Linked DNA regions of Homo sapiens: region 1 is linked to region 2. A link is an interaction called in ENCODE POLR2A ChIA-PET data of the cell type or tissue named here. Cell type or tissue: OCI-LY7. All regions are shown on one strand. Each heading gives the region's core, and the rest is flanking DNA. Links, peaks and the distances in the headings are about the cores only. Region 1 has its middle 21 kb from the start of WDR45. Region 2 overlaps TFE3 (transcription factor binding to IGHM enhancer 3).

Evidence for each region. Peaks named below come from ENCODE experiments on the same cell type or tissue, not always from the same donor. Only the 100,000 strongest peaks of a DNase experiment are listed, where the experiment ranks them.
Region 1: POLR2A ChIA-PET joins it to region 2 with 10 read pairs; 5 of 35 experiments call an interaction of 5 or more read pairs at or near these places.

Annotation. Positions count from the first base shown.
Region 1 is chrX:49,094,888-49,107,422 of GRCh38, forward strand. It overlaps a transcript of WDR45 not described here. Among named protein-coding and RNA genes, the nearest start is that of WDR45, 21 kb to the left of the region's middle. RefSeq lists an enhancer at 5,657-5,736. In OCI-LY7, for the core only: CTCF peaks have their summits at 6,852 and 7,053; a DNase peak (open chromatin) is centred at 6,384; H3K4me3 peaks cover 2,264 bases; H3K27ac peaks cover 2,026 bases.
Region 2 is chrX:49,023,892-49,035,091 of GRCh38, forward strand. It overlaps TFE3 (transcription factor binding to IGHM enhancer 3), which reads right to left. Exons shown (of 10, transcript NM_006521.6): 6 at 10,243-10,360; 7 at 9,835-9,891; 8 at 9,574-9,649; 9 at 7,506-7,653; 10 at 4,835-6,710. The coding sequence ends at 6,267. Among named protein-coding and RNA genes, the nearest start is that of TFE3, 14 kb to the right of the region's middle. In OCI-LY7, for the core only: no CTCF peak of the experiment used is centred there; no DNase peak of the experiment used is centred there.

The sequences.
Region 1 (12,535 bases), core at 1,986-9,985, 73 kb after region 2:
CAAGACCAGCTTGGCCCCAGCCTCCCTAGTAGCTGGGATTACAGGCATGCACCACCACGCCTGGCTAATTTTGTATTTTTAGTAGAGATGGAGTTTCTCCATGTTGGTCAGGCTGGTCTCAAACTCCCGACCTCAGGTGATCTGCCTGCCTTGGCCTCCCAAAGTGCTGGGATTATAGGCATGAGCCACCGAGCCCGACCATCCTGGACATCTCTTAACCCAGCTTTCCCTCTGCAAAGGGAGCATGCATTTCAGTGAAAGTTTAGAAGAATTACAGTGATATCACTTTCATGAATCAAAATTGGCTACTTGACTTCAGTAATTTGTGAAAATTACTGTTGCGGCTGGGCATGGTGCCTCACACCTGTAATCCCAGCACTTTGGGAGGACAAGGTGGGAGGATTGCTTGAGCCCAGGAGTTCGAGACTGGCCTGAGCAACATGGCAAAATTCCATCTCTACAGAAAATACAGGCTGGGCACGGTGGCTCACACCTGTAATCCCAGAACTTTGGGAGGCCAAGGCGGGCGAGCCTCCTGAGTAGCTGAGACTATAGGTTCACACCACTACATCCGGCTAATTTTTTTTTTTTGAGATGGAGTCTTGCTCTGTTGTCCAGGCTGGAGTGCAGTGGCACGATCTCGGCTCACTGCAACTTCTTCCTCCCAGGTTCACGCCATTCTCCTGCCTCAGCCTCCCGAGTAGCTGGGACTACAGGCGCCCGCCACCACGCCCAGCTAATTTTTTGTATTTTTAGTAGAGACGGGGTTTCACCATGTTAGCCAGGATGGTCTCGATCTCCTGACCTCATGATCCGCCCACCTTGGCCTCCAAAAGTGCTGGGATTACAGGTGTGAGCCACCGTGCCCGGCCTTTTTTTTTTTTTTTTTTTTTTTTGAGGCGGCATCTCGCTGTCACCCAGGCTAGAGTGCAATGGCGTGATCTGGGCTCACTGCAACCTCCGCCTCCCGGGTTCAAGCAATTCTCTGCCTCAGCCTCCTGAGTAGCTAGAATTACAGGCGCCAGCTGCCAAGCCTGGCTATTGTTTTTGTATTTTTTTTTTTAGTAGAGATAGGGTTTCAATAAGTTGGCCAGGCTGGTCTTGAATTCCTGACCTTGTGATCCACCCACCTCGGCCTCCCAAAGTGCTGGGATTACAGGCATGAGCCACCCTGCCCGGCCAAGTTTTACATTATTAAGCTATCCATGTTCTCTTGGGAACTGAACTTTTTTTCCTCTTGATGCTCTGGATTTGACATTGCACTTGACTTTTTATGTAGTAACTGACATGTGCCAGAGTTGGCATCTTCCCCCAAGTCCAAGCATCATGAGTAACTCTTGCTTATCTCTCTCTCTCTCTTTTTTGAGACAGGTTTTGCTGTCACCTAGGCCGCAGTGCAGTGGCGTAATCATGGCTCATTGCAGTCTCAACCTCCTGAGCTCACTCAATCCTCCCACCTCAGCCTCCCATGTAGCTGAGACTACAGGCACGCACCACCACACCCAGCTAAATTTGTTTATTTTTGTAGAGACTAGATCTCACTATGTTGCCCAGGCTGGTCTTGAACTCTGGAGCTCAAGCGATCCTCCTGTCTCAGCCTCCCAAAATGTTGGCATTATAGGCGTGAGCCACTGCACCCTGCCTTGCTTATCTTTATAGATTCAAATGGTAGGCATTTCCCATCACCTAATTCCTTTTTTTGTTATTGTTGAATAGGGTCTTGCTCTGTTGCCCAGGCTAGAGGGCAGTGGCCCAATCACAGCTCACTGCAGCTTCAATCTTTTGGACTCAAGTAATCCTCCTGCCTCAGCCTCACAAAGTGCTGGGATTACAGGCATGAGCCACCAGGCTTGGCAAGTGATGACATTTTTTATTTTTATTTTTTGAGACTGAGTTTCGCTCTGTCGCCAGGCTGGAGTGCAGTGGCACAATATCGGCTCACTACAACCTCCGCTTCCTGGGTTCAAGCGATTCTCCTGCCTCAGCCTCTCAAGTAGCTGGGACTACAGGTGCACACCACCATGCTCGGCTAATAAGAGATGGGGTTCCACCATGTTGGCCAGGATGGTCTCCATCTCTTGACCTCGTGATCCGCCCACCTCGGTCTCCCAATGTGCTGGGATTACAGGTGTGAGTTACTGCGCCTGGCCAGCAAATGATGAAATTCTTATAATTTAAATGGCTACAGACTTAAAAGGCAAGCTATATACATTGAAGCACTTTTTTTTTTTAGCATTTGTACTTTTCAAATAGACCCATTCTTTTATTAATAAGCTAAAGATTTTCTTTTCCTCCCCCATCTTCTTTATTTGTAAATACTTTTGGGTGTGTTTCTTTTAGTTAAGTATGCACAACAGATAAGAAAGGGTGTGTTTCTGTTATTTATTTGAGATGGAGTTTCACTTTTGTCGCCCAGGCGCCCACCACTAGCCCCAGCTAATTGTTTTTTTTTTTTTTTGAGACAGAGTCTCGCTCTGTCGCCAGGCTGGAGTGTGGTGGCGTGATCTGGGCTCACTGTAGCCTTCACCTCCTGGTTTTAAGCGATTCTCCTGTCTCAGCCTCCCGAGTAGCTGGGACTACAGGCACGTGCCACCATGCCCAGCTCATTTTTTGTATTTTTAGTAGAGATGGGGTTTCACAATGTTGGTTAGGATGGTCTTGAACTCCTGACCTCAGGTGATCTGCCCGCCTCGGCCTCCCAAAGTGCTGGGATTACAGGCATGAGCCACCGCGCCTGGCCTCCCCCAGCTAATTTTTGTATTATTATTATTATTATTTTTTTTTTTGAGATGGAATTTTGCTCCTGTTGCCCAGGCTGGAGTACAATGGCGCAATCTCGGCTCACTGCAACCTCTGCCTCCCAGGTTCAAGCGATTCTCCTGTCTCGGCCTCCAGAGTAGTTGGGATTACAGGCGTTAGCCACCACACCTGGCTTATTTTTTGTATTTTTAGTAGAGATGGGGTTTCACCATGTTGGTCAGGCCGGTCTTGAACTCCTGACCTCAGGTGATCCACCTGCCTTGGCCTCCCAAAGTGCTGGGATTACAGGCACGAGCCACTGTGCCCGGCCTATTTATTTATTTTTTGAGATGAGGTCTCTGTTGCCCAGGCTGGAGTGCCGTGGTGTGATCATGGCTCACTGCGGCCTCTAATTGCAAGGCTTAAGTGATCCTCCCACATCAGCCTCCTGAGTAGCTGGGACCACAAGTGTGTACCACCAAACTGGGCTAATTTTTTGTAATTTTTGTAGAGACGGTGTCTCACATTGCCCAGACTGGTCTCAAACTCCTGGCCTCAAGTACTCTCTCTTTAAAAAAGATAATACTGCAGGGCATGGAGGCTCATGCCTGTAATCCCAGCACTTTGGGAGGCTGAGGTGGGCGGATCACTTGAGGTCAGGAGTTTGAGACCAGCCTGACCAACATGGCAAAACCTGGTCTCTACTAAAAATACAAAAATTAGCCAGGAGTGGTGGCGAGCACCTGTAAATCCCATCTACTCGGGAGGCTAAGGTGCGGGAATTGCTTGAACCTGGGAGGCGGAGGTTGCAGTGAGTCAAGACCGTGCCACTAAACTCCAGCCTGGACAACAGAAGGAGAACCTATCTTAAAAAAAAAAAGAAAAAAAAAAGGTAATAAAGGCTGGGTGCAGTGGCTCATGCCTGTAATTCCAGCACTTTGGGAGTCTGAGGCAGGAGGATTGCCTGAACGCAGAAATTTGAGACCAGCAGGGCAACATTGTGAGACCTCATCTCTACAAAAAGTAAAAAATTAGCCAGGTGTAGCGTGGCGCACCTGTACTCCAAGCTACTTGGGGGGCTGAGGTGGGAGGATGGCTTGAGCACAGGCTGTCCAGACTGCAGTGAGCCATGACTTCACCATTATACTCCAGCCTGGGTGACAAAGAAATACCCTGTCTCTACCCCCCCACCAAAAAATGAGTTAATATAGCTTATTGTATGTTTGGTTATACTGTAATCTTTAGAACAAAATCCCAAACAAAAACAATGCACCCCTCACTTCCTATGGCATCTGAGTGGCGAAACTGAAGTATATACAAAGTATTATATGAAACGGAAGTATATACAAAGTATTATACAAAAGTGAAGTATACATGTTACAAAGCCAGCCACTCTCAGAAACATCCAGAGGAGGGGCCTGGCACAGTGGCTCATGCCAGTAATCGCAGCACTTTGGGAGGCCCAGGTGGGTGGATTACCTGAGGTCAGGTGTTTGAGACCATCCTGGCCAACATGGTGAAACCCCATCCCTACTAAAAATACAAAAATTAGCTGGGCGTGGTGGTGCGTGCCTGTAGTCCCAGCTACTCGGGAAGCTGAGGCAGGAGAATCGCTTGAACCCGGGAGGCAGAGGTTGCAGTGAGCCGAGATCACACCACTGCACTCCTGCATGGCAACAGAGTGAGACTCCATTTCAAAAAAAAAAAATCCAGAGGTGACTAATTGCCCGGACTTCAACTGAACCTTTGAAGAGTGCTACCCAGTACTCCAGTTCCCACACACTCACAGTTAAAATAGCAACCTTTTTCCTCATTCCTGAGAAAAGAGGGATAAAATAACAATCTAAGAGAAAAGGAAAGAACAATGTTTCTGGGGCGGGCGTAGTGGCTTATGCCTGTAATCCCAGCACTTTGGGAGGCTGAGGCAGGCGGATCACGAGGTCAGGAGATCGAGACCATCCTGGCTAACACGGTGAAACCCTGTCTCTACTAAAAATACAAAAAATTAACCGGGCGTGGTGGCGGGCGCCTGTAGTCCCAGCTACTCAGGAGGCTGAGGCAGGAGAATGGCGTGAACCCGGAAGGTGGAGCTTGCAGTGAGTCGAGATCGCGCCACTGCACTCTAGCCTGGGCGACAGAGCGAGACTATGTCTCAAAAAAAAAAAAACAAAAAAAAACAAAAAAAAACACACAGTGTTTCTTGGGACCAGACCTGATATCAACGTTGTTTCTTGGGACCAGACCTGATATCAACGTTGTTTCTTGGGACCAGACCTGATATCAAGGTTGGCTGTTTTCAGCAGTGGAGGCAGCACTACGCTATTGGAGTTTCTAAGCTAATTAAGGGAATTTTTTCCCACTTAGTGAAAGCTGGGGCCTCAGGGCTCAGGCTTCCTAACATTTTGGGCACCCAGTTAAAAGATCAACAGTCCCCTGTCCCTTCAGCATGTGACTCACCCCAGGGCAATGAACTGGGCCCACGGCTCCATCTGCATCTATATCCCTGTAAATCATGGATTTATACATATTGGTGCATACGTTTATAATGCTTGCAATATATACTTCCATTTCAACTTACATATATATAAAATGTAACAATTTCTTTTCTTTCTTTTTTTTTTTTTTTGAGACGTAGTTTCGCTCTGTCGCCCAGGCTGGAGTGCACTGGCGCGATCTCGGCTCACTGCAAGCTCCGCCTCCCGGGTTCACGCCATCCTCCTGCCTCAGCCTCCTGAGTAGCTGGGACTACAGGCGCCCGTCACCACGCCCGGCTGATTTTTTGTATTTTTTTAGTAGAGACGGGGTTTCACTGTGTTAGCCAGGATGGTCTCGATCTCCTGACCTCGTGATCCACCTGCCTCGGCCTCCCAAAGTGCTGGGATTACAGGCGTGAGCCACCGCGCCCGGCCAAAATGTAACAATTTCAACCTGTAAAAAGATAAGTGGTCACCTTACCTATGATGTGGATTAAATAAGACGTGTCAACGCAGCCATCCTGCCCCATCCGACCAGACCTTAATGCTCCAAAACCATCAGTTTGCGCCTGGAAAACTGGGGAAAGTGTTTATTCCCTTACACAGGCTTCGCCAAAGGCCCTGACACTTAGGGCTTTTTCACTGCTGCAAACGTTGGACCGGCTTGTGAGAAGGAGTACAGTTAATCTAACTTTGGTATACTGTATCCAGAGACCACAGAGGGCTCGCTCTGCGATTTATGGTGCGAGGAAGACCAGACACCCGCTGTGCCCGTCCTACTCCTGCAGATCAAACTCAAAGCCACACTTTCCGGAGTGAGAAACGGGACAGTAAATGAACGCAGGAACCACGGTGCGCAGGCACAGAACCCCGCTGGGTTTGCTACGAAGGTTGAGGTGGAAGCGCCCAGCGCACCAGGCGCCACGGCCCGGTGTGTGACCTCACTAACCTCCACCAGCGCGCACCCTGTCCTGCCCCTTCACGGGCGAACAACCCCACACGAGGCAGTGGTGTGGGAGCCAGTACCCGGAACCGTAAAAGCACGACTTTCCCGGAGCCCAGGCACTGAATGGCACCCACTGCGCATGCCCCAGAGCGGCGACGAATGGGAGCCCGGAGCGCAGGGGCGGAGGCGCGCCCGGGCAGCTACCGAGAAGCGCCAATCAACCATCGACCAATCAGATCATCACCGTCAATCGTCATCGACCAATCAGAGCCCACCGCGCCCCGGCCTTAAGCCAGTTGCTTGTTCCGCGGCGGGAGGGTTGGGTCAAGACTAAGCCTTCGGGGGAGAGGGCAACGCGGTGGGCGGGAGAGAGGCCGAGGGCCGCTCGGGTCTGGGAGTGCCAACAGGACGGGATGGGCACGAGCATGCCGGGCCCCGCGCGGGGGAGGGGCTCTTTCCTTACCCCACACAAAAAGGTGTGCCCGGGTTGGCTGCCCCTGCCCAGTGTTGTGGCTCCATGTGGACGCTTTCGTGCGCGCGTCCCTGCCCCGCGCGCGGCAGGCCATTCCAGGCTGTGGGCTGCGGGCTCTGGGGTCCGAGGGTCGGACACGCTGGGGAGTGGACACCCCTAGGGTCACACAGACAGGGCTTTGGACACCCACAGGGGCACACACATTGGGGAGTGGGCACTCCTGGGGTCACACAGACCGAGGTGCAGGGATGTAGGGGGCGCCCGTCCAGGGGTAGTTGGTGGTGGCTGAGGGTGAGGGCAAGGTAAGGACTGGGAGGAGATTTCTGGTTCCCTGACTGGGCCAGGGTTTTCCTGTGCAGGTGAGGGGAGTAGGCCGGGGCCTCTCGTTGGTGGGGAGGGCTCCAGGAGCCTGTCCCAACCCTGCAGGCCTCTGGCTGAGCCTCACAGAAGGGAGCTCTGAGATGGGCTGTGCAGCAGGGGAAAGAAAAAGAGAGGTCGGTCGCCTGTTCTGGGTTCTTGACCATCCACCAGTGGTGGTGGAGCCTGGAAGTCTGAGGGAGGAGGGTGAGGAGGCGCTTGAGGGACGGGGGGAATCTAGGCGTCAGGAATGATAGTTCGTTGATCCAAATTACCCAGTAATGGATAATTTTAACACGTGCCAACCTCTCCTGATTACGTGAATAATTTCACTGCGTCTTCACAACAACCTTAACTACTATTATCATCGTTGCGTTCTGGATGAGAGACCTAAGGCCCTGTAGGGGTTACCAGAAGGCACACAGCTGAGCAGAGCCAGGGCCAGGGTCAGGCTGTGCACTCTGGACTCTGTGTTCTGACCATGCGTCACTGACTCTACAGATGTCTCTCCTTTCTGTGCTCACCCTGTCCTCATTCCGCCCCCGGCAGGACAGAGGGCCCCTGAAGCATCCATTTGCCCACAGCATCAGTGAACTGTGTAGAACTCTCTGTGCAAGGGAGCTGGCCCCTGTGCACCCTGAGTCGTTTTTCTTCTCTGGCTCCCCACGCAGGGGCAGTGAACAGAGGACAGGGAAGCTTTGTAGGAAGAGGGCAGTAAATCACAGCATAGTTATCCAGACTGCAATTATTTACTTAGTGCATTCAGGGTCTTGTATTAGGTGGTGGGGATTCCGCGCTGAACCAGACAGACAAGGGTCCTGTTCCTGCCTGCCCTCGGGGTGTGTTTTGGGAATTCCTCCTTGAGGGTGCTTTGGCACTGAATGGGCAGAGGTCTGGTGCTGGGGGGCTGTCCCACACCAGCAAGACTTGTAATGTACATGAATGTGAATGTCATTTCAGGATGGTAAAAGGAGGCCTTTTCTTTTTTTTTTTTTTTTCTGAGACGGAGTTTCGCTCTTGTTGCCCAGGCTGGAGTGCAATGGCACGATCTTGGCTCACTGCAACCTCTGCCTCCCAGGTTCAAGTGATTCTCCTGCCTCAGCCTCCCTAGTAGCTGGGATTACAGGCATGTGCCACCACGCCCAGCTAATTTTGTATTTTTAGTAGAGACAGGGTTTCTCCATGTTGGTCAGGCTGGTCTCGAACTCCCGACCTCAGTTGATCCACCCACCTTGGCCTCCCAAAGTGCTGAGATTACAGGCATGAGCCACCGCGCCCGGCCGAAATGTTTCTTACTAAAAGGGCGTACTGGATCTGAGGGTTGGGAAATGACACTTCCTTATGTCAGGCCTGTCCCAGGAAGCACCCCGCAGTCGGGTACGGAGGGCCATGAGGATAGTACGGTGAGGGGAGGAAGAGGATATAGCAACGTAAATTTTGCCATCTTGGCCTCAGTTTGGTTTTAAAGGACAGCAGCTGGACCTTCCCTATGTGTAGGACTCAATCAGTGGGGCCAGGGTGTGGAAGACAGCCCTGTGTCTTATTACCTACTCAGGGCCTGAGGTGTGGCAACCAGGATCTTGCAGGGAATGCCTTCCCAAAAAGAAGCAAAATACAGAAGATATAAACAGGAAGCCAGGCATAGTGGCTCACACCTGTAATGCAAGCACTTTGGGAGGCTGAGATGGGAGGATCCCTTGCACTCAGGAGTTTGAGACCCACCTAAGCAACACAGTAAGACCCTGTCTTTATAAAAAAATTTTAAAAATTATCCGGGTATGGTGGTGTGTGCCTGTAGTCCCAGCTACTTGAGGGGCTGAGGAGGGAGGATTGCTTAAGCCTGGAAGTTCAAGGTTGCAGTGCACTGTGATCATGCCAGTGCACTCCAGCCTGGGTGACAAAGCAAGAACCCTGTCTCAAAAAAAAAAAAAAAGATATAAACAGGAGGTGATTCATCTGGTGCCCCTGGAGGTTGGAGACGAAGGTGATGGGGTCTATCCCAGTTCTTGGGCGTTCCTGGTGTTTACTGTGTAGTAAATTACTTCTGCTTCCAGCTGTGCAGACAAGCAAACAGAAAAGCTGGATTAAAGCTGCTGTTTTTAAGTCTATTTGAAGGCCCAGGAGAGCAAATTATCTCTGAGGTATTACCTCACCAAATACTGGCATCCAGTGCAGAAAAGCAAGAGTTGATGGAGACACATAAAAAACAAACAAGCTCGGCTGGGCACAGTGGCTCACGCCTGTAATCCCAGCACTTTGGGAGGCTGAGGTGGGCTGATCACCTGAGGTCAGGAGTTCGAGACCAGCCTGGCCAACATGGTGAAACTCCGTCTCTACTAAAAATACAAAAATTAGCTAGGTGTGGTGGCGGGTGCCTGTAATCCCAGCTACTCGGGAGGCTGAGGCAGGAGAATCACTTTAACCTGGGAGGCAGAGGTTGCAGTGAGCTGAGATCGTGCCACTGCACTCCAGCCTGGGCAACAGAGCAAGACTCTGTCTCAAAAACAAACAAACAAAAACCAAAACAACAAACAAACAAAAAACAAACTAGCTCTGGCCGGACGTGGTGGCTCACGCCTGTAATCCCAGCACTTTGGGAGGTGTGTGGATCACCCGAAGCCAGGAGTTCAAGACCAGCCTGGCCAACATGGTGAAACCCCATCTATACTAAAAATACAAAAAATTAGTCTGTCGTGGTGGTGTGTGTGCCTGTGGTCCCAGCTACTGGGGAGGCTGAGGTGGGAGGATCACTTGTGCCTGGGAGGCAGAAGTTGCAGTGAGCTGAGATTGTGCCACTGCACTTCAATCTGGGTGACAGAGTGAGACCACGTCTTATTAAAAAAATAAATACAAATATTAGTTGGGTGTGGTGGCATGGGCCTGTAATCCCAGCTACTTGGGAGGCTGAGGTGAGAGAATTGCTTGAACCCAGGAGGTGGAGGCCTCAGTGAGCCGAGATCACGCCACTGCACTCCAACCTGGGCAACAGAGCAAGAATCTGTCTCAAAAAAAAAACAAAAACAAAAAACAAAGGCCAGGCGCAGTGGCTCACACCTGTAATTCCAGCACTTTGGGAGGCCCAGGCAGGTGGATTACTTGAGGTAAGGAGTTTGAGACCAGCCTGGCCAACATGGTGAAATCCTGTCTCTACTAAGAATACAAAAATTAGCTGGGCATGGTGGCCCATGCTTGTAATCTCAGCTGCTCCAGAGGCTAAGGCACAAGAATCACTTGAAACCCAGGAGGCAGAAGTTGTAATGGGCCGAGATTGCACCATGGCACTCCAGCCTTGGCAACAGAGTGAGACTGTCTCTAAATAAATAAATACATACATACAGACAGACATACATACTAGCTCCAAATTACTGATGCCAATCAACAGTAATAAAAAATATGAATGATATGAAACGTGATATTAAAATGATTAGTAAATCACTATAGTCCATAATGGGAAAACTCATTCCATTATGTACTAAAATAACAAAAATCGGGCCAACACTTTGGGAGACTGACGTGGGCAGATCCCTTGAGTTCAGAGGTTCGAGACTAGCCTGAGCAACACAGCAAAATTTCATCTCTACAAGAAATATAAAAATTAGCCAGGTACGGTGGAACATGCCTGTGGTCCCAGCTACTCGGGAGGCTGAGGTGGGAGGAAGAGGATGGCTTGAGCCTGGGAGGCGGAGGCTGCAGTGAGCCGAGATCACGCCACTGCACTCCAGCCTGGGCAATAGAGCCAGACCTTGTTTTTTTTTTTTTTTTTTTTTTTAAATCATTCTCATACCTTGATAAGGAAATACGCAACTTTTAAATGTTAATTTAGAAAATAACCAGCAAATGTAGCAGATTTTTAGTGTCCCCTAAATTAGTGTTCAAGGGGATCAATCTGGACGCAGAGAAAGAAGTAAAAAAATGGAGAACAGGCCAGGCACAGTGGCTCACGCCTGTAATCCCAGGGCTTTGGGAGGTTGACGGAGCCGGATTGCTTCAGCCCACGAGTTCAAGACCAGCCTGGGCAAAATGGCAAAGCCCAATCTCTATGGAAAATAAAAACTTTTAAAAATTAGCCCACCATGGTGGCACTGGCCTGTAGACCCAGCTACTCAGGAGGCTGAGGTGGGAGGATCCCTTAAGCCCAGGAGTTGGAGGTGGCAGTGAGCCATGATTGCGCCACTGTACTACAACCTGAATGATGGTGAGACCCTATCTCTAAAAAGAAAAAGAATAATTTTATCTTGGCCCCCATGTGGCACCTCACAGCTTGGGAACAACAATTTCTCACGTTTCCTCAGCTCCAACCACCACTCACAAGCTGTGTGACCTCGAGCAAGGCACCCAAGCTCCTCTGGACCTCAGCTTCCCTGTCAGTACAATGGGGATAACAATAGTGCTTACTTTATGGGGTCATTTGTGAATGTGAGATGAGTTAATAAATGGAAAGCACTTAGAAAAACCTCTGGAACCACTGAATCAAACTGGATATCATTATTGATCCCTCATTCAATCCTTCAATACCCATTTAGTGTCGTCTGTCCAGATGCTGCAGATACGCCTAGCACACAGTGACTGCTCAGCGAACAGTGTCACAATGAACATGTGCAATGGCCTTGAAGGCCACATTGGGACTTGCCCTGATCAGCAGGTTGGAGGTGCTCCAGGCCCGAAGCTTAGCTGTGAGTGGGGACATGGGAGGGAGGTTGGAACTACCACTGCAGAAGGGGCTCTGAACCTAGGTTCAGGAGAGAGGCTTTGAACTTGCATGTGTGGGGAGCCATGGAAGTTTCCAGGAAGGACTGCAGGTCCCACCTGGAGATGTGCAGTTCCTCCTTCAGGTACCTGGGAATGTCAGTCACACCCCAGACCTGCTCAGCTCCTCCAAACTGCTGTTCCTGTATCTGAGAGCTTCAAGTCCCCAAATGGCCTATCTAATACATGGGGAAACTGAGGCCTGGGGAGGCCTGGGGACTGAGCTAGCATTCACTTGTGGAAATAGTCTGGCATCACCTGAAGAAGTTAGAGACATGCAAATCCTACGCCCTCAGATTCCCCTCTGAGAGTCTGCGTGCCTATGTGAACCAGGAGACATGTGCGGGAGTGAACACTGCAGTGTTACTCCAAACAGCAAGAACCAGAAACAGCCCAAAGGGCCGTTACAGGAGAATATGGACACCCAGGCTGCACATGCACACCATGGAATGCTGTATGGCAGTGGAAATAAATGAACAGCTACCCCTACAGGCAAACAGGAATCATAGCAACAGCTGGGAGTGACGGCGTGAAGCAGAGGGACAAGAATGTGCACTCATGCCCGGTCTGCCTGGCTTACAATCCTGGCTCTCTGCTTGCCAGCTAGAACTATCATGCAAATCATTTAACCACTCGGTGCCTCAGTTCCCTCATATGTAAAATGGACATGGTAACAGTGTGTATCCCACAGGCCATTATGAGGATTTAAATGATTTAAAGGATTGTGGGCTGGGCACAGTGGCTCAAGCCTGTAATCCCAGCACTTTGGGAGGCCGAGGTGGGTGGATCACCTGAGGTCAG
Region 2 (11,200 bases), core at 453-8,452:
TGAGCCACCATGCCTAGCCTCCATCATTGGTTTTAGGCATTTCCTTACTTTCTGTCACTACAGGATGCTCCAGGCTCATCTTGTATTTCTCTCCACCCCAGACTGAAAATCAGCCATTTTTCCAGGAGCACTGGTTTCTTTTATTGGAGAATGGCATTTAGAAACCAAGGTCCAGGCCAGGCGCGGTGGCTCAGACCTGTAATCCCAGCACTTTGCGAGGCCAAGATGGGCAGATCACCTGAGGTCAGGAGTTCAAGACCAGCCTGGCCAACACGGCGAAACCCTGTCTCTACTAAAAATACAAAAAGTAGTCAGGCGTGGTGGGCAGCGCCTGTAGTCCCAGCTACTCAGGAGGCTGAGGCAGGAGAATCGCTTGAACCCAGGAGGCGGAGGTTGCAGTGAGCCAAGATTGCGCCATTGCACTCCAGCCTGGGTGACAAGGGTGAAACTCTGTCTCAACAACAACAACAAAAAAGAAACCAAGATCTGGCCACTAGATGTGCTCATTGTTTCTGGGATAGCATGATTTGTAGGACTTCTCAGTAGACAGACTGAGAAACCGTCTGCAAAAACCAAGAAGATAGGACCACTTAGTACAACATAGTATCTATGGTAGGTGCCTTCTGAGATGCCCTCAACCAGTGCTCCCTGCCTGCTATATTCTTGGTCTTGTGTAATCCCCTCCCCTTTAGTAACTTCTTTGCAAGTAACAGAATGCCTCAACCTTGAGGGGATATCACTTCCATAATTAGATCACAAGAGATGTGACCTCTGTTTTGCTAGCCAACTCTTTCTCTCGCTGGCTTGGATGAAGCAAACTACCATGCTGTGAGCCACTGCATGGAAAGGCACACATGGTGTGGATGGTGGGCACCTCTGGCTAACAGCCAGCAAGGAACTGGGGCCCTCTGTCCAACAGGCTGCAGAGAACCGGATCCTGCCAACAAATATGGGAGCACAGAGCAGATCCTTCCCCGGTCGCACGTTCAGAGAAGTCCTCAATCCTGCCCAACTCCTTCCTCGATTGTGCCTTAGTGAGAGAGGCTGAAGCTGAGGACCCAGCTGAACCCAGCCTGGATTCCTGACTTGCAAAACCTGAGAGATAATTTATGTGTATTGTTTGGAGCCACTAAGATTGTGGTCATTTGTTTCACAGGAATAAGTAGTACGGCATACTTACTTGGATCCTAGCACAGAAAAGACGTTAGTGGAAAAGCCAGTGAAATCCAAATAAAGTCTGAAGTTGAGTTAATAGTACTCTACCAATCTTATTTTTTTTTTTATTTTTTATTTTTTTTGAGATGGAGTCTCGCTCTATCGCCCAGGCTGGAGTGCAGTGGCGCAATCTCGGCTCACTGCCAGCCTCCTGGGTTCATGCCATTCTCCTGCCTTAGCCTCCCGAGTAGCTGGGACTACAGGTGCTCGCCACCACACCCAGCTAATTTTTTATATTTTTAGTAGAGACGGGGTTTCACCGTGTTAGCCAGGACGGTTTCGATCTCCTGACCTTGTGATCCGCCTGCCTCAGCCTGCCAAAGTGCTGGGATTACAGGCGTGAGCCGCCACGCCCGGCCCAATGTTATTTTCTTAGCACTGATAAATGTGCCATGGTTACGTAGAATGTTAACATTAGGGGGAGGTGGGTGACAGGTATGAAAGCTCACTAATGGTGATGCAACTCTTCTGTAAATCTAAAATTATTTCAGAAAAACTGTTAAAAAACCTCTGGGAGGCCAGGTACGGTGGCTCACGCCTGTAATCCCAGCACTTTGGGAGGCTGAGGCGGGTGGATCACGAGGTCAGGAGATCAAGACCATCCTGGCTAACGTGGTGAAACCCCATCTCTACTAAAAATACAAAAAAATTAGCCGGGCGTGGTGGTGTGCGCCTGTAGTCCCAGCTACTTGGGAGGCTAGGGCAGGAGAATGGCTTGAACCCAGGAGCCGGAGGTTGCAATGAGCCAAGATCCCACCATTGCACTCCAGCCTGGGCGACAGAGTGAGACTTCGCCTCAAACAAAAACAAAAACAAAAACAAAAAAACACACCTCTGGGAGGCCAGGTGCAGTGGCTCACACCTGTAATCCCAGCACTTTGGGAGGCCGAGGCAGTTGGATCATTTGAGATCAGGAGTTCAAAACCAGCCTGGCCAACATGGTGAAAACCCATCTCTACTAAAAATACAAAAATTAGCCGGGCAGTAGTGGCATGTGTCTGTAATCCCAGCTACTCGGGAGGCTGAGGCAGGAGAATCGCTTGAACCTGGGAGTTGGAAGTTGTGGTGAGCCAAGATCATGCCACTGCACTCCAGTCTGGGTGACAGTGAGACCCTGTACCCCCTTCCCCCCCCAAAAAAAAACCTCTGGGCATTACATGTTACGTTTAAAAAATAAAGAAGAGGCCAGGCACGGTGGCTCATGCCTGTAATCCCAACAATTTGGGAGGCCGAGGCGGGCGAATCATCTGAGGTCACGAATGCGAGACCAGCCTGACCAACATGGTGAAACCTTGGTCTCTGCTAAAAGTACAAAAGATTGGGCCAGGGGCCGTGGCTCATGTCTGTAATCCCAGCAATTTGGGAGGCCAAGGCAGGCGGATCATTTGAAGTCAGGAGTTCAAGACCAGCCTGGCCAACATGGTGAAACCCCATCTCTACTAAAAATACAAAAATTAGCTGAGCAGTAGTGGCACATGTCTGTAATCCCAGCTACTCGCAAGGCTGAGGCAGGAGAATCACTTGAACCTGGGAGGCAGAGGTTGCAGTGAGCCGAGATCGCACCATTGCACTCCAGCCTGGACGACAGAGCGAGACTCTGTCTTTAAAAAAAAAAAAAAAAGGCCGGGCACAGTAGCTCACCCCTGTAATTCCAGCACTCTGGGAGGCCGAAGTGGGCGATCACGAGGTCAGGAGTTTGAGACCAGCCTGACCAACATGGTGAAATCCTGTCTCTAATAAAAATACAAAAATTAGCCAGGCGCGGTGACAGGTGCCTGTAATCCCAGCTACTCGGGAGGCTGAGGCAGGAGAATTGCTTGAGCCTGGGAGGTGGAGGTTGCAGTGAGCCGAGACCGTGCCACTGCACTCCAGCTTGGGCAAAAGAGCGAGACTCCATATAAAAAAAAAGAAAAGTACCTAAAATTTGCCAGGTGTGGTGGCACATGCCTGTAATCCCAGGTACTCAGGAGGCTGAGGCAGGAGAATCGCTTGAACCCGGGAGGCGGAGGTTGCAGTGAGCTGAGATCGCGCCATTGCACCCCAGCCTGGGTGACAGAGGGAAACCCTGTTTCAAAATAAATAAATAAATAAATAAAATAAAATAAAATAAAATAAAATAAGAGAGTATAGGGCCAGGTATGGTGGTTTATGCCTGTAATCCCACTTTGGGAGGCCACGGCAGGTATATCACTTGAGGCCAGGAGTTTGAGACTAGCCTGGGCAACATGGTGAGACCCTGTCTCTACTAAAAATACAAAAATTAGCTGGGCGTGGTTGCGCGTCTGTAATCCCAGGTACTTGGGAGGCTGAGGCACGTGAATCGCTTGAACCTGGGAGGCAGAGGTTGCAGTTAGCAGAGATCATGCCACTGCACTCCAGTCTGGGCAATAGAGTGAGACTCCGTTTCAAAAAAAAAAAAAAAAAAAAAAGAGAGAGAGTACAGCAAAGTTGAGGAGAAAAAATAAAGGTTATTAGGGAGCCATCAGTCTGGTTACAGAGATTCAGCAACCAGGCTTGGAGGGGTAGCAGTGTGATAGGTTAGAAAGAGCTAGCAAGGGTCGGGTGTGGTGGCTTACACCTCTAATCCCAGCACTTTGGGAGGCCGAGGCAGGCAGATCACTTGAGGTCAGGAGTTCGAAACCAGCCTGGCCATCATGGTGAAACCCCGTCTCTACTAAAAACACAAAAAATTAGCTGGGTGTGGTGGCAGATGCCTGTAATCGCAACTAGAGAGGTTGAGACAAGATAATTACCTGAACCTGGGAGGCAGAGGTTGCAGTGAGCCGAGATCATGCCACTGCACTCCAGCCTGGGTGACAGGGCGAGATTGTCTCAAAAAAAAAAAAAAGAGATAACAAGTATGGTGGTCACAGTCTAGGGTAGTCACGGTGACCAAGCCCAGTTCCAGCCCTCAGAGGTCACAGTCTGGTGGGGGAAATGGAGGGACCAGGCCTGATGCTTGTTCTAGGAGTCAGTGTCTGGTTGAGAAATTGCGGGAAAATACTTTTTCCCAGCCTTCAAGAAGATACTTGTGTTCATTTAAATTCTCCCAAAATCTCAACATCTGTTCCAAAATTCAGTTGGTTGCTTGTTCCTCTGCCTTTCAGATATTTGTCTTTGTCCTTTCCACCATCTTAAATACCTCTGTTGTCTGCCAGGAAATATCCTCATAGACTTCTTTATCAGTTTCAAAAGTGGATTTGCAAGAAAAGCTTCTTTCCCCCTCTGCCCTCAGTGGCATTTTTCAATCGAGCCCTCACTCACCTGACTTTACTGTTTTACCGCCTCACCCATTTACAGGCTTGCATATCTTCAGAACAGTTCAATTCTATTCCTCAGCTTCTTCAAAGACCAAATGGAAGTAAGAAGCAGCATGTTCTGACTAACATCCCTTTAGAGAAATAAATTAGATGAAACACTTGCAGCAGTTAAAATTGTGCCTGGTGATTGGTCTTTAAAAATACTGTCTTTTGTTTGCATATTGTCTTCCTCCATGCCCTCTTCCTTTCTAAATTCTTTTATCCATCCTTCTGGAATCTGTTTCTCCCAAGGACTTTTATCCCTCTTGGCCTGCATGGGCTATGTTCACTGCACAGTGTAAAACAAGGACAGGAGACTCTTTGCCAAAGTTAAAAGCGCATCAAACACGCCTAGCTTTTATTATTTTAATCACAAACCTATAGACCCCTCAGTATACCCTCCATGGGGCCTGGCCCCAGCAATCCAAAGCTGACAACCTTGGGTGTAGGTATGAGGGGTGGGAATGGAGGGGGGAGTGTCTCTTGATAACTCTGAAATGGGGTGATTCCTCCAAATGAAGAACTGGGTGGGGAACAGAGGTTGGGGTGGCCTAGATTCTCAGTATGCGGAGCAATAAAAAAATCAGATAAACAAATGAGGGGGTACAATATGCTTTTACAACCCTCCTCCAAGCTTCTGCCTTGCTGGGGGAAGGCTTCCAGTTTTTCCTGGGCTGGGGAGGTCCCAGGATAGCCCCTTCCTTCATCCTCTTGCCCTACATGTTGAAAAAGAATACTGAGGTACTGGTTCTGGTAACCTGAACTCAGTCCCCCACTAATACCCATCACCTTCCCAAACTGCCCCTCAAGGAAGAAGGCAGGACTCTGCCCAAGGGTGGGGGCCTCTCACTCCAGATATAGGTCTGGAAAATTCATCCATGAAATTTCATAATCTGTCCCCTTCCCCAAGAGCAAGGTTGGCTCAGAGCCCTCCTAGGTTAGGTCAGGTTGGTCCCAGGTTAAGGCAGGGGAGCTTAAGTACCACTCCTCCCTGCAGTGTGGAATGCTTAGATGGGATGTTGCTGAGGGACAAGGGTGGGGCTGTGATCTCCACAAGCACTAGCGGTGGCCTGGTCCTACTGATTCTTTCACACCTGAAATACCTGTGCTGGGCTGTTCCTATAGGGAAGGGGTGGGGCCTGGCTCCTCCATTCCTAGAAGGCCAGGAGAGTTCCCAGGGGAAGGGGCTGGGTCTCATCCTCACTTCTGTTCCTTGCCTGGGCAGAGCAGGGCAGGGTTCATGGGGAAGGGGCAGAGCTTAAACCCCCAGGGCTGGGACCTCCATTACTTGACTCCTCTTCTGTGCCAGGACGGACTAGACTGGTGGTTCCAAGACAAAGGATGGAGCAACATCCTGACATCTCCCTTTCCCAGGAGACCTGGCTAGGACAGTCCCTAGGGGACAGGGTCGAGACCTCATCCTGTCTCCTTCCCTCACCTGGGCAAGGATGAGTCCCACAGGGGCAGGGGTGAGGCTGTGATCCCCAGGGGGCAGGCCCTGATCTCATGTCCTTCTCCAGCCTTCTCCTTCTGAAATACCTGCACTGGGCGGTTCCTTTGGGGAAGGTGCAGGGCCTCATCTGACTCCTCCTCCTTGCCTGATTACAGGGGTGGGGCCTGATCACATCTCCTCTTCCCCCAGGATACCTGGGCAGGGCAGTCTCATGGGAGGGTGGGGGAAAAGGCGGGGCCTCATCCTGACTGGTCCTCCTTTCCTGGGTGGGAAAGTCCCAGGGGAGGGGTGAGGCCTGATCAGGACTCCTCTTCCATGCTGAAGCTGCTGCGGCGGCTGCTGGCCTTGGAGACAGCAGGGGACACTGAAGAGAGCAGGGGATCGGAGGCAGCCCGCAGTGGGGACAGGGCACCCCCCGACAGTCCTCCCACCACCCCCTCCTCCTCCTCCATCAGAATGTCCTCCAGCCCCAGGTGGAAGGGGTCTCCCAGGTCCCCCAGGTGGTCGCTGGGAAAGTGCAGGTCCAGAAGGGCATCTGAGGGCGGTGCAGGGGGCTGCTGATGGGGAGCATTCTGGGCAGGTCCCCCCCCTACATGGAACGTTGCTGCGCCTGGCCTGCCCTCCTCCTCAATGTCCAGCTGCTCTGGCTTGAGGCTGTCAGAAGCCGAAGTCGTGGCCAAGGAAAGCAGCCCTGGAGTGGGAGGTACTGGCAGGCCATGGATCTGGGCCTGCAGTTCTAGTTCCTGTAAAAAATAGGGGTTGGGTGCAGGATAAGTAGGGTTCAGAGTCCCTCAGAGGCAGAGGAGTATAAAGGTTGAAAAGGGTAGGTTCCCTGGGTTGGAATTCAGCTTCTGCTACTCACTAGTTCCAAAACTTTAGGCAAGGTGCTTAACATCTCTGAAGCTTCAGAGTCGCAAACTGTAAAGTGGGTATATAATAATGGCCCCTAGGCTGGGCGCGGTGGCTCACGCCTGTAATCACTTTGGGAGGCCGAGGCAGGTGGATCACCTGAGGTCAGGAGTTCGAGACCAGCTTGACCAACATGGAGAAACCCCATCTCTACTAAAAATACAAAAATTAGCTGGGTGTGGTGGTGCATGCCTATAATCCTAGCTACTCAGGAGGCTGAGACAGGAGAATTGCTTGAACCCGGGAGGCGGAGGTTGCGGTGAGCCGAGATTGCGCCATTGCACTCCAGCCTGGGCAACGAGCGAAACTCCATCTCAAAAATAAATAAATAAATAAATAAAATAATGGCCCCTATCTCATAGAATTCTGAGGATTGAATAAGTTAGTGGATATAAAGCTCTTGTCACAGTACAGAGCACAAGATAAATGCTATGTACATTAGCAATATTATTATCCTTGTTAATATTATGATTATTATTTATCATTATCACTATCATCATCGTGTGATCTGGGAAGCCCAGGGATCCCCCAAGTATGCCAGGAAGGGAAACCCTGGCCTGCTCTCTCTCTGCCTCCACCTGCAGGAAGCTCTCCCCCTCTTCCCCCACCACCATCTCCTCTTTTCAAACCTGAATTCGGAGCTGCAGGCTGCGGTTGGCCTGCTCCAGGGATCGCTGCCGGCTCTCCAGGTCTTTGGAGCGCTGCTGCTCCTTCTGCAGCTTGCGGATATAATCCACAGAGGCCTTCAGGATGGTGCCCTTGTTCCAGCGCATCTCCCTGTGGGGCCCAAGTGGGAGGCAAGCAGGAAATGCCACATGAGGAGTTTCTCAGGAGCTGAGGCGGGGATTGCACCAGGTGGGAGCCTCCCACCACATGCTTAGAACTTGAGGCTGGGGTCTTTCAAAGGTATGGAGTATCCAGAGGAAAACTTCCCGCCTGGAATCTTACAATGGTGCCCCATCACACTCCAAACCCTGGAAGCCGTCTCTGACCTGACCCCTTAGGATTCCTCTCTTCCCTATGTCCCTCCGATTGATCTCACTACAGCCACATTGGTCTCTCAGTGCTCCTAGAATATGGAAAACCACTCCCATCTCAGGGCATCAATCCCAGCCGTGCCCTCTGCCTTGAATACTCTTACCCCCAGACACCCATGCGGCTCCCCGCCTTGCCTCCTTAGGCTCTTTATTCAAACGTTTCCTTGTCAGTTGGGGCCTGCCCTGTCCTCACCTTCCTTATCCCAAACTAACCCTCCCCAACATTCTCCCATTTTCCTTCCAGTCTTTATTCTTCTCATAACACTCATCATAATGGATCTCATGGATGTTTACTTATTTACTATTTGTCTGCCCCCACTAAAACATCAGTTTCATGAGGTCTGTTTTGTTCCCTCTGGTATCTTTAGGGCCTAATATGGTACCTGGCACAAACCAGAGGTTCAAAAAATAAATCTTTCTCTTTTCCTTTTTTTTTGCGGGGCGGTGGGGGATGGAGTCTCGCTCTGTCACCCAGGCTGGAGAGCAGTGGCACAATCTTGGCTCACTACAACCTCCACTTCTCAGGTTCAAGCGATTCTCCTGCCTCAGCCTTCTGAGTAGCTGAGATGACAGGCCTACGCCACCACGCCCAGCTAATTTTTTTTGTATTTTTTGTAGAGATGGGGTTTCACCATGTTGGCCAGGCTGGTCTCAAACTCCTGACCTCAGGTGATCCACCCGTCTCGGCCTCCCCAAGTGCTGGGATTACAGGTGCCCACCACCACGCCCCGCTAATTTTTATATTTTTAATAGAAATGGGGTTTCACCATGTTGGCCAGAATGGTCTCAATCTCCTGACCTTGTGATCCACCCGCCTCGGCCTCCCAAAGTGCTGGGATTACAGGCGTGAGCCACTGCACCCGGCCATCTTTTTTTTTTTTTGTTTTTGAGACAAAGTCTTGCTCTGTCACCCAGGCTGGAGTGCAGTGGCACCATATTGGCTCACTGCAACCTCCACCTCCCGGGTTCAAGTGATTCTCCTGCCTCAGCATCCCGAGTAGCGGGGATTACAGGTGCGTGCCACCACGCCCAGCTAAATTTTTTTTATTTTTAGTGGAGACAGGGTTTCACCATGTTGGCCTTCACCTCCTGACCTCGTGATCCGCCTGCCTTGGCCTCCCAAAGTGCCAGGATTACAAGTGTGAGCCACTGCACCTGGCTAATTTTTGTATTTTTTAGTAGAGACGGGGTTTCATCATGTTGGCCAGGCTAGTCTGAAACTCCTGACCTTAGGTGATCGACCCCGCCTTGGCCTCCCAAAGTGCTGGGATTACAGGCATGAGCCACCACACCCGGCCAATAAATAAATCTTGAATAAATAAAGGAAGTACCATTGCACCACTGCACTCCAGCCTGGGTGACAGCGTGAGACTCCATCTCAAAAAAAAGAAAAAAAAAAAGGAAGTACTAAGTGAACAGAAAAGTAGGTGCATATATCCTACGGGGACCAGATGGGGCACACAGACCATAACATTATGTGCCTAAAATTTTAGGTGCTGACATAGTGAGGGTCTGCAACCCTGCTCAGGCTGAGAAAGAACCAGACAGAGGAGAAATGCCTGGGCCGAGACTGCCTGGTGAGCCCACCAAGGCACAATTTTAGTAGCATGGGACGCCTGCCCCACCTCCCGCTGGCCTGAGGGTCCCAGCCCAGACTCACGGGTCACTGGACTTAGGGATGAGAGTGCCCAGTTCCTTGATCCTGTCGTTAATGTTGAATCGCCTGCGACGCTCAACTTTGGAGAGGGGAGGAGAGGAAGAAAGAGTGGGAGAAAGAGTTGTCAATTAGCCAAAAATGGAAGAGACAGAAAGTAGGGAGTTGGGAGGCTGTTGCAGGGAAGGAGTTCCCCATGGGGGGCCAGGACTCGGGGTGAGGCAGGCCTGCACAGCACCCGGGCAATGCACACGCTCTCTGGCTTACTTAGGTTGTGATTGTCTTTCTTCTGCCGTTCCTTCAAAAGGGCCTTTGCCTCGGTCTCTGGAAAAGAGTGGAGTGATCAGGGCCTCTGAGCACAGGAAGGCAAGAAACACATGCAGATACTAAGGTAGGGTTTGGTAGCCAAAAGCAGGGGAAATGCCTTTTTTAAAAAGTGCCTTCTTTTTACTATTTTAAGCCATGGTGATAGGCTGGTTGTTAAATCCAAGACGAGAGGAACTGAAGTGGGGTGAAAGCAAGACCACAAGCCATAGGGGGAAAGGGGACAAACAGCCTCCATTTCCATATGTCCAAACCATTCCCCTCAGAATCAGGCCCATCTCTAGACCTGGTAGGCACAGGGCTCACCTGGGGTAAAGTGTAGGGCCATGGGGCCAAGACCCTATCACCTACCAGAGATCTCCCGTTTGATGTTGGGCAGCTCAGCTGGGCAGGAGTTGCTGACAGTGATGGCTGGTGTGGCCACGCCTTGACTACTGTACACATCAAGCAGATTCCCTGACACAGGCAGCTGGGGGCAGAGAGGGCAGAGAACCACCAGTTGGGAACAAACCCCAGGCTTGGCTCCTCCTCAGAACCAGGTTCCTGAGCTTCCACATATCCCAAAGATGGGGCACCCTCTAATGCAAGGACTGGCTGACTCAGCACCAGAACCCTTGCTTCTCCTTCAAGGCAAATTCACATGGCGACCAAACAGGGAGGACAGAGCAAACTGGACCTACCTTGCTTCGCTGGGAGACTGGAGCCTGCCTGGCCTGCTTATCACTTCCTCCAGTCCCTCATATCCCTCAGTGACCTCTAAAGCCCCTTTCCCAAACCCCGGGGCTGGCTCTGAGAAGAAATGCTGGAAAACCACCCTTCTCAGGTCTTTGTCGGCTCTGATGGGACATTCCAGTCCGTTAGCTCCTCCCAGCACAACATTCCAATCCAGCATTCTTGGAACACTCCAACCCAATCTTCTCCGACCTTGGTAAATTGTCATGACAACATTCTATCCAAAATCTGGCCTTCTGGAGAATTCCAACCTAATCTCCAGTCTTTCACTCTGATCAAGTTGTACCATCTTCCACTCTGATCAAGTTGTACCATCTTCCACATCAGGGTCTCCTGCTGCTGTGGACCAAGGTCCTGACTCCAGTATCTTCCTGCACATTCTGTTCTCTCAGGAGATTCTTATCCAACTATTCAATTAGCACTGCTTTATGTCAGCCTAGTTTTTTTTTTTTCCTCTCCTTCACACTTTCCTGGATATACTCCAGAGGAGCACGTCAATCTTAAGTATACCCAGGGCCAGGTGCAGTGGCTCACGCCTGTAATCCCAGCACTTTGGGAGGCCAAGGCGGGCGGATCA